2 separate regions of the Homo sapiens genome follow, and region 2 is linked to region 1. Evidence: read pairs that join two places in POLR2A ChIA-PET (ENCODE). Cell type or tissue: HepG2. All regions are shown on one strand. Each heading gives the region's core, and the rest is flanking DNA. Links, peaks and the distances in the headings are about the cores only. Region 1 overlaps SNIP1 (Smad nuclear interacting protein 1). Region 2 overlaps CDCA8 (cell division cycle associated 8).

Region 1 (5,375 bases), core at 229-5,228:
GGAGGCTGAGGCAGGAGAATGGCGTGAACCCAGGAGGCGGAGCTTGCAGTGAGCCGAGATCACGCCACTGCACTCCAGCCTGGGCGACAGAGCGAGACTCCATCTCAAAAAAAAAAAAAAAATTCCAGGGATGGTAGTGTGCTTATAGTCGCAGCTACACAGGAGGCTGAGGCAGGAGGATCACTTGAGCCCAAGAGTGTGAGGCTGCAGTGAACTATAATAGTGCCACTGTACTCTAGCATGGGCAACACAGTGAGACCCAATCTCTAAAAAAAATTGTTTAAGGTTTGGCACAGTGGTTCATGCCTATAATCCCAGCACTTTGGGAGGCTGAGGCAGGAGGATCACTTGAGCTTAGAAGTTCAAGACCAGCCTGGGCAACATAGTGAGAGACCTTGTCTCTACAGAAAAAAAAAAAAAAAAAAAGCCAGGCTGACAGTTGCAGCTGAGGTGGGAGGATTGTTTGAGCCCAAGAGGTCAAGGCTGCAATGAGCTGAGATCACACCACTGCACTCCAGCCTGGGTGACAGAGCAAGACCATGTCTAAAAACAAAAAAAAAAAAAGGAGGGGTGTGTGACCCACTTGTAATCCCAGCACTTTGGGAGGCTGAGGCAGGAGATCACTTAAGCCTAGGAGTTCAAGACCAGCCCTGTCAACACAGGGAGACCCCGTCTCTACAAAAACTTACAAAATTAGCCAGGCGTAGTGGTGTGTGCCTGTTGTCCCAGCTACTTGGGAGGCTGAGGTGCACAGATGACAAGCTCAGGAGATCGAGGCTGCAGTGAGTGGTGCTGTGCCACTGCACTCCAGCCTGGGTGACAAAGAGAGACCCTGTCTCAAAAACATAATAAATTGGCTGGGTGTGGTGGCTCACACTTGTAATCCCAGCACTTTGGGAGGCCGAGGCAGGCGGATCACGAGGTCAGGAGTTCGAGACCAGCCTAGCCAACATGGTGAAACCCTGTCTGTACTAAAAATACAAAAAATTAGCTGGGCGTGGTGGTGTGCACCTGTAATCCCAGCCACTCAGGAGGCTGAGGCACGAGAATCACTTGAACCCAGGAGGCAGAGGTTGCAGTGAGTGGGGATTGCACCACTGCACTCCAGCCTGGGTGACAAAGCAAAAAAAAAAAAAAAAAGAATGTGGCATCTAGAATCAGAGTGACTGGGTCTAAATTCCAGTCCTACCTACCACTGTGACCATAATGTCCCTGTGCCTCAGTTTTCTCATCTGCAAAATGGAACAACCGTTGAAGCCTGTCTTGTTGGGTTGTGAGGATTCAATGAGTTCATGAATGAAGTAGGACAAGTAAAATGCTTAGGACTGTGCCTGGTACATAGAAAGTGCTCAATATTGGCCAGTTTTATTATTGAAGTCTCAGTTTACATGTTCTTTGGCATCCCGTTACTGAATATTTTTCTATTTTTATGAACCAAGATGATGATTTCCAAGTAGCTCTAGCTGTGACTTGGTGAGGTGAGGATTTCCCTAAGCCACCCTCTACTGCAGAAAGTCCCACCTCCTGTGATTTCCTTGAACCCCCTAGTTATGAATTGGGCAGCCTAATGAATCAGTTGTCTTTTCCTTCCTTAACTCTCTGCTAAGCTCTGCAGGCAGGAACAATCCAGCAGGAAGATCACTGAGCCAGGACTGAGGTGATTTCTCATCCCAGGTTTACCACTGACGTGTCATGGGTCTTGAGGTAAACAACTTAATTTATAGGGTCTTATCCACAGTCCACTGCAGTCCTGCTAGTCCCTGGACTGCTCAGTCTGGCATGATGTCCTCCTTTACTACTGACTCCAAATCAAACTATTTTCTAAGGTATACCTCAACTGTCATCTCTTCCACAAGGTGCGGCCCATCTCCAAATTATTTGTTTTTCTTTTTTTTTAAAAGATGAGGTGTCACTATATCACCCAGGCTGGTCTTGAACTCCTGGGCTCAAGTGATCCTCCTGCCTCAGCCTCCCAAGTAGCTGGGACTACAGGCACATACCACCACACCTGGCTATTGCTCCCTTTCTAACTTAGCTGTAAACCAACTGCATAAACTTATGCAACTATTGCTGACTGGATTAATTCACTTTAGAGTAAATGTGAACAACTGTTTTTAGAATTGTTTCCCATTTGATAAATACACTGGAAATTTTACCCAAGAGACCAAATGAAGCTTTACATTCCAAAACTTTAATGTCAATTAAGCAGCCTTTTCACTTGATATAAACTCACATACCCAGGAACACTGTGGGCTCAGAACATTATTTCACAAGCAGGTATTGCTGGCACGTTGTTTGTGTCACGTTTAGATTCCGATTAAATGACATCATTTTGTTCCTCAGATCCTGACATACACAATGAAAGTATTTGAAAGTTACATAACCAGTTGCACTTAATGAGTCATCCTTTGTCAATATTAGAATGAGGGAACCAGGATATGACTAGGAAGAGACTCAAGGGGTAAAATCTGAAGATTCTGTCCCATACCTCTGCAGAATCATGGACCCCCACAGAGGACTTAGGGGAGGGGCTCAGAAGCAAAGGGCTGTTTTGAAAATAGTTTGATTTTGACACAATGATTTGCAGACAAGCCCAGCCACCGTGGAGAAAAGATAGAGAATGAAGAAGTTCCAAATGGCTAAGATGAACATGAACTTCTAAACAGAATGAAAGCTCTAGGATTATGTCCACTTTAAGAAGTCTGCTGGTGATATCTGGCTTTAGAGGCAGGTAATGTCTTTTGACACCCTTTCTTCAAAGAAAGGGGTAAGGGAAAACAAGACCAAAAAAAAAAAAAAACACCTTCTCAGGCCAGGCCTGGTGGCTAACACCTGTAATCCCAGCACTTTGGGAGGCTGAGAGGGGCGGATCACAAGGTCAGGAGTTCGAGACCAGCCTGGCCAATATGGTGAAACCCCATCTCTACTAAAAAAAAATAAAAAATAAAAATTATATATATAAATTAGCCAGGCTTGGTGACAGGTGCCTGTAGTCCCAGCTACTTGGGAGGCTGAGGCAGGAGAATCGCTTGAAACTGGGAGGCGGAGGTTGCAGTGAGCCAAGATGGTGCCACTGCACTCCAGCCTGGGCGACAGAGTGAGACGCCATCTCAAAACAAACAAACCAACAAAAAAACCCACCTTCTCAGATATGTGGCATAAAGAATTTCTTAATCCAGGACGTTATTCCTCTACTAAAATAAAAACTGACTAAACAATTAGGACTTCTTACTGAAAAATGTAGGCAAAGTGGTCATCTATCACAGTGCCCACCAGGATGAAGTTTGTAGCAAAACTCAAGGCTACCACAAAGTAGTGCTACTGCAGCACAGACTGAACAAGGAGATCCTAGAGTAAGATACCAGATTAGTGCTTAAACCCTCAAGAGAAAACCGTCAGTCTGGATCAAGAGAAAAGTTCATCCAAACAAACCTACTTTTCAGACAAGCACATATATATGATCTATGGCACATACCAAAATGAAGAAAATAGCAGTTACAGTGGCCAATGTAGAACACATTCTTCAACTTACCTTTTTTTTTTTTTTCTGAGACAGAGTCTCGCTGTCACCCAGGCTGGAGTGCAGTGGCACAATCTCAGCTCGCTGCAACCTCCACCTCCCGGGTTCAAGCGATTCTCCTGCCTCAGCCTCCCGAGTAGCTGGGATTAAAACAGGCATGTGCCACCACGCCCAGCTAATTTTTGTATTTTTAGTAGAGATGGGGTTTCACCATGTTGGCCAGGTTGGTCTTGAACTCCTGACCTCAGATGATCTGCCCACCTCAGCCTCCGAAAGTGTTGGGATTACAGGCATGAGCCACTGTGCCCATGCCCGGCCCAACTTACGTTTCATCTAATGACCTTATTAAGTGTTCACTTTTCAAAGGATCTTTTAACTTCTTCTGAATGAACATTAGTCAGCTGCCCCTCCCACTAGCCAATCTTTAGCCCTGAGCACACATGGGTATAAAAACAATGGAAAACAATCAAATTTAATAGTATCCTAAGTCTCAACCCAAGAGGAACAATTAGTAGTAACACTGATTGAGCTGCTTCACCACCTTTCCCCACAACCCACCTCCATGTCACCATCTGCTATTCCACTGACTTGGAGGCCAACGATATAACCTGCCCCACAACACTCTAAAACAGCTACCTACTTTTATCTCAAAAGTACTGACAGAAGGCTCCATTAGCAGCAAACAGACCTATGAACACAAGGTCCTCTACGCTAGGAAAGCATTACTCTTTGAAATGGGGCTATATTTACAAATTTTATTTTTTTATCCCAAAAATACATATAAATGAAAACCTGCTCTTCAAATGCAGGGAGGCCTTTGCCTAACATTGTCATATGAAAATCAGTATCAGCTCTTTAACACACAATTTACATATATACATACATACACACTATATGTAAGCAGCAAATACTTTGCTACTTACACATATTCCTCTGGTGGAAAACTAGGACACTGGGAAATTCCCCTGCTTTCCAACCTTGGGAAGGTAAATACAACCTCTCTCAACAACTTTTTAAAGGATGAAATGTGTAGAAACATGTAAACAACACAACCTGCTTTAGATCTATACATGTTATTAGAATAAAGAAAGAACGCTGTCACATCAGTGACAGTTTATTTCTCAAAGAAAAAAAGAGATAACATTTGAATAAAAATGCAAAACTGAAGTACAGTTAATATGATCAAAATTGTTGTGTACATGCTCCATGGAGAAATCAGGAATTCTTTCACAAAGAACAGATCCACAGCCAATTTCAGTCACTTGTGATGCTGAATCAGCACCCACTGGTAGCAACCAGGATCCTTCTGTACAGTCACGGGCTTGAGCAGGTGCCATAAAGCATCTGTTTAAGTTAAACAGTCAATAATGTTTACTGACTGCAGTACATTCCCACCCCCCAAAAAAATAAGTGCAAAATCAACTTCTAAGCTCAAGAGCTCAAACAAGTCAAAGCTTTGGTATATACTGGAGGTTGTTTTGGTGATAACCAAAGCCTAGTAAGATTCTCTGCTCAGGGGTTCGCCCCAAAAGAAAAACACCTGGTCCACAAAGCTTAACACCTATATAAATAAAGTAACTGTACAAAGAGAACAAGCCATGATTTCCCCTTAACCAAGGGTTTATAGTTTCCTAGGCAGCAGTTCTGAAAGCACCAACTAAAACCACAACACTTCTACTAAAACACGGTGTGTTGTAATTGGTGAGACTGTTCTGAAAACAAATGCCTGCAGGCATGTGGCCAAGGTGCCACAGAAAAAGTTTAACAAACATTAGTCAGTGTATTCAAATGGTAACACAATCTGGTCAGCAACAGAGGAAAGACTTAAGGCAGTAAGAGGCATTACAGAGAGCAC
Region 2 (5,331 bases), core at 1-5,000, 180 kb after region 1:
GGGACAAGGCGGGGCTGGTTTCCTAAACCTGTCTTTCTGAACATAGGCCCAGTGCTGAGATCCCACACACACCTAGCCACCCAAATCTTGTGACTGTCATCCTCTAGCTAGATCTATTGCAATGTTCTTCTCAAATCTATGATACCTTTACTGTCTCACTTGAGTTGTTATTTTACTCCCTTGTTCAGATGAGAAACAGGTTCAGAAAGGTGAATTCATGTGTGATACAGATAGAGAATGGAGGGGCTCAGGCTGACTGTGGGAGGCCAAGGGGCAAGCCTGCCAAGTGACATCTTCTACAATGACCTCTCTCCTTTTCTTTTTAGAACCGTCTCGCCCAAATCTGCAGCAGCATACGGACCCACAAATGAGACACCAAAGTTGACAGGATGGACTTTTAATGGGCACTTCTGGGACCCTGAAGAGACTTCTTCCCTTCAGGCTTATTGTTTGAGTGTGAAGTTCCAGAGCAAGGAGCCATGTTCCTCTAAGGGAATTCAGGAATTCAGACGTGCTAGTCCCACACCAGTTAGGTAGAGCTGTCTGTTCACCCTCCCATCCCAGCTGATCCCAGTCACTGCTTGCTGGGGCCATGCCATGGAAGCTTCCCATCAGTCTCCCAGCTGAATCCTCCCTGCTCTCTGAGCTGCTGCCTTTTGCCTCCTGCAACTCAACATCCTCTTCACCCTGCCCTGCCTGCAGTTGAGGGGGCGAAGAAGAACCCTGTGTTCTCAGGAAGACTGCCTCCACCACCGCTACCCAGAGAACCTCTGCATCTGGCATTTCTGCTCTCTATGCTTGAGACCGGGAGGTTTAGGCTCAGATAAGTGAGCTCTGGGCCATGAGAGGGTAGGTCCAGAAGGTGGGGGGAACTGTACAGATCAGCAGAGCAGGACAGTTGGCAGCAGTGACCTCAGTAGGGAACATGTCCGTCTACCCTCTCGCACTCATGACACCTCCCCCTACCAGCCCTCCTCTTCCTCCTCCTCCTCCTCCTGTGGGAGGTGGTCAGTGGGACTTAGGGATCTTTCACCTGCTGTGCCCAGTAGTTCTGAAGTCTGCTTGTGGAGCAGTGTTTTATGTTTATCCCTGTTTACTGAAGACCAAATACTGGTTTGGAGACAACTTCCATGTCTTGCTCTTCTACCTCCCTAGTTAGTGGAAATTTGGATAAGGGAACTGTAGGGCCCAGATTCTGGAGGTTTTATGTCATTGGCCACAGAATAACTGTCTCTAAGCTATCCATGGTCCAGTGGTCCCTGCCAAGTCTGTAGACTTCAGAGAGCACTTCTCTCTTATGGGGTTCATGGGAACAGGGGTGGGTGTGACTTGCTTGGTGGCCTCATTCCATGTGTGCCTGTGCCTGGGGCATGGACTTTGTTAAGCAGAGTCAGCAGTGAGGTCCTCATTCTCCAGCCAGCCTCTCTGCCCTGGAGAATCATGTGCTATGTTCTAAGAATTTGAGAACTAGAGTCCTCATCCCCAGGCTTGAAGGCACATGGCTTTCTCATGTAGGGCTCTCTGTGGTATTTGTTATTATTTTGCAACAAGACCATTTTAGTAAAACAGTCCTGTTCAAGTTGTATTCTTTTAAGTTCTTTTATTCTCCTTTCCCTGAGATTTTTGTATATATTGTTCTGAGTAATGGTATCTTTGAGCTGATTGTTCTAATCAGAGCTGGTACCTACTTTCAATAAATTCTGGTTTTGTGTTTTCTTTTGTAATCACTGTTCATCCTGCCTGTCCTCTCCAAGCTGTGCTCTGTGGACTAGGGAGACAGCAATTGTGTGGGAGTCTTTGCACATCTGCTTTTCTCAGATGTGAAAACCTTTGCTTTGGGCAGATTCATTCTGATATCTGAAAGAGGGGCTTACTACAAGATCCAGAGCATCGGTACCTTCAACCCCCAGCAGAGCGCCCCCAACACCTTCATTCCATGAGCTAGAAATTTGTGTCTGGGAGGACAACACCTAGGGTCTCTGTAATTTCCCAGTATAGTAGACTTTTCTTGGCCAGGAACAAAGCGGGGCAAGAGTAATTCGGTGATCATGAGTCTCACTTCCCAAAGTTTCTGAGGCCCTGGCAGATCTGCCTTCCCGGAACTCTCTAGGCTGAAAATGATCAACCTAGAGCTAATGATGCAAGAGGGTTCTGCCTAAAAGAAGACAACCTGGGGGCATACTTAGCCAGGTTATTGGGTATTGACAATTTATAGACTAGGAATCTTCTGGTAGTGACAGCATTTGGAAGAATGGTTACTCAGTGCAAATAAGCAACCCAGACTATATGTCATCAGGCCTAAAGAGCCTGACACCAAGGAAACACTTAGGATCCAACCTGCTTTACCCAGAACCAGGTTCATCCTGTTTCATTCCATCTGCACCACTGCCTAAATCACCTAGTAGGAAATGCATGTTATGTAGCAGGTGCCTAATTAACACCTGGGACTGAGACATGGCAGTTCTTCATTTCATATAAGGGGCTGGCTTGGAAAGTAAAGAGTTCCCCATCCCAGGATTGATTGATTGATTGATTTTTTGAGACAGAGTTTCGCTCTTATTGCCCAGGCTAGAGTGCAGTGGTGAGATCTCGGCTCACTGCAACCTCCACCTCAGGTTCAAGCAATTCTCCTGCCTCAACCTCCCAAGTAGCTGGGATTACAGGTGCACACCACCACGCCTGGCTAAGTTTTGTACTTTTAGTGGAGACAGGGTTTCGCCATGTTGGCCAGGCTGGTCTCCTGACCTCAGGTGATCCACCCACCTCCACCTCCCAAAGTGCTGGGATTACAGGTATGAGCCACTGTGCCCGGCCCCATTCCAGGATTTTTAAAAAAAATTTTGTTTTTTATCATTTGGTATTTTTGTTGATTTATTTTGTAGAACTTATGTCCCCACCATCCCAGGATTTTTAAGTACAGGCTGAACTATGTCACAGGGCTGGGACAAAGACAACCTAAATCTTACTGCCAGCCCCCAGACATACTTTCATACTCGTTGGGTTGGGTTTGGGTTTTTTTTTTTCCCCAAATTAGTTGCTAACCATTTAAATATCGGGCGATTACACAAAGATTGCTAGCCTCTGAAAATAAGATCAGACAGCACGGGCCAACAGTCAGCTGGAGCTCAGTAGCAGCTTTCCTTGGCCCGCAGAGAATCCTCTACCGGTTCAAAGCAATCCTGATGAGATTACTTCTTCCCTTGATGTTACCTGCCTTATCTCTGTAGGCAATTTAGTTTTTACTGTCTGCTGTGGAGAGAAAGCATAGAACAGTAGGGCTGCCCCAGGTTGAAGGGAGAATGGAGGCCTGGAGTCCATCCCCAGGGCCGCTGAGGCAGTTTTAAGGAACCCCAGAGGTCCAGTCAACAGTAGGTTCATTCTTTGTCCTACAGGGCCCCTGTTATTTCCAAAAGCCCTACTTGGGGCTTCCTGTTGAGAAGATTACAAATGTATTATCTTGTGACGAGTTAGATTATATTACTCATATGAAGAGTTAGCTCATGTGCGTGTGTGACAGGACATCACCTAAGCATTTCTCCAAAGCATCAGACATGCCTTTTACCAGGAGGAATTAATATCCCCAGCCTGACCCATGATAATGAGTTCACATACCAATGCAGGGCTTAGCTCCACGATGTATCCCCAAACCTCTGAAAAACAAAGCATGTCTCAGTGCCTACCTGTGTACACACTCTGGTGGGTCCATTTTCTAATTTTACACAGTATCATAGCTGTTGACCCATACCTAAAATTCAGCATGACATATGTACTCAAAACTTTCATAGTAGATACAATTCCTGTGGCTCCAGAAATGGAAGGACTGAGAGACACTCTTCAGAGAGGATTCAATCAGAATTGGGGGCTACACTGGGCTCCCTGCTAAAAGGGGGGTCTGGAATCCAATTTGCTTTGCCTAAGATGCCATCTCCCTTTAAGGGATTAAACATCTCCTCAGCCCTGTATCATCCCTACCTGCATCACCCCACCTGTCAAGCCTCCACCGTCCCCTCCCTGCCAGCTGTAACGTGCACTTCTTGCCTTCTACACTTTGCCATCATCCTTCCCTCAGCTGATATTAGGATCTGCATGGTTCATCTTTCCTGATCCTTGGGTGGTGGATATGGTGGAGGACAAACATACCCTTGGCACCAAGATACCAGCTCCATCTGCAAATTTTCAGTACCCACAAGCACACATACGTCACAATATGCTAAGAACCATCAGGATGGAGACAGGTGACAATCTTCAAGGATACACTCTTCCAATCAAATGCCAAGGTCACCCTGGCAAACCTCCTCCTCTTCACTCTTCATAAGGCCCCAGGTGAGGGTCAAGGAGGAATGCTGGCTGGGAGCAGTGGCTCAAGCCTGTAATCTTAGCACTTTGGAGGGCCGAGGTGGACAGATCACCTGAGGTCAGGGATTCGGGACCAGCCTGGCCAAAACGGCAAAACCCCATCTCTACTAAAAATACAAAAATCAGCCAGGTGTGGTAGAACATGCCTATAATCCCAGCTACTTACTGAGGCAAGAGAATCACTTGGACCCATGAGGCAGAGGGTACAGTGAGCCGAGATCATGCCACTGCACTCCAGCCTGGGTGACAGAGCGAGACTTGTGTCTCAAAAAAAAAAAAAGAAAAAAGAAAAAAGGAATGCTGTGGGGTGGAGGAAGGAAAAGGGGCCCAGGAGAAGCCTAAATGAAAGGGGAGGAAAGGTGCTGCAATGGGGAAACAAGTTTGGTTTTGATTTTTTCATTTTCCTCTTACACTTCTACAAGCAGTCTTGATCAAACATATTCCCTGGAACTAGGCTCGAGATACCCATAATCCGCTCCCAAGATGCTGATAGGCAACATGAGATCATTCATGAGCCCAAACAACTTCTGGCTTCTCTCTGTTGCCCAAAGACCCCAAGGGGCTCAACTAGTAAACTGTGGTGGGAAATATCCTGCAAATAGCAGGATTTTTTCAAGATACTGGCAGACAGTTCCATTTCAATGGCAAAGGGTACAAAGAGATTTAAAGAGAGCTGCAGGTGGTGCAGTGTGAATTTTACTCACATCCTGAGCCGTGGGGCAGAGGTAACGTTAGGAACTGAGATGCCCTCCTGTAAGGTCCAGAACACAGGCTTTGGCTACCAAAGACAGCTAACACACTACCCACTTTCCCCTAGGAGCCCGCTCACACCTCCTCGGGGATGAAGTCAGGCAGAGCCTTCCCCTGAGCCCCAAAACACCTAGAATTCATCCTTATTGCCATGGCGTGGGTACTTTTTACTTAACTGACTCGCCCATTGGGCAGTAAGGCCTTAACTTGCCAGAGCCAGCCATC

What was found. Peaks named below come from ENCODE experiments on the same cell type or tissue, not always from the same donor. Only the 100,000 strongest peaks of a DNase experiment are listed, where the experiment ranks them.
Region 2: POLR2A ChIA-PET joins it to region 1 with 5 read pairs; 3 of 35 experiments call an interaction of 5 or more read pairs at or near these places.

Annotation. Positions count from the first base shown.
Region 1 is chr1:37,532,280-37,537,654 of GRCh38, forward strand. It overlaps SNIP1 (Smad nuclear interacting protein 1), which reads right to left. Exons shown (of 4, transcript NM_024700.4): 4 at 2,170-5,375. It overlaps LOC105378649 (a long non-coding RNA gene), which reads left to right. Exons shown (of 3, transcript XR_947190.3): 2 at 1,608-1,704. Among named protein-coding and RNA genes, the nearest start is that of SNIP1, 19 kb to the right of the region's middle. RefSeq lists an enhancer at 1,387-2,586. In HepG2, for the core only: no CTCF peak of the experiment used is centred there; DNase peaks (open chromatin) are centred at 492 and 2,332.
Region 2 is chr1:37,707,996-37,713,326 of GRCh38, forward strand. CDCA8 (cell division cycle associated 8) reads left to right here. Exons shown (of 10, transcript NM_001256875.2): 10 at 327-1,724. The coding sequence ends at 371. Among named protein-coding and RNA genes, the nearest start is that of CDCA8, 18 kb to the left of the region's middle. RefSeq lists a silencer at 3,548-3,748. In HepG2, for the core only: no CTCF peak of the experiment used is centred there; no DNase peak of the experiment used is centred there.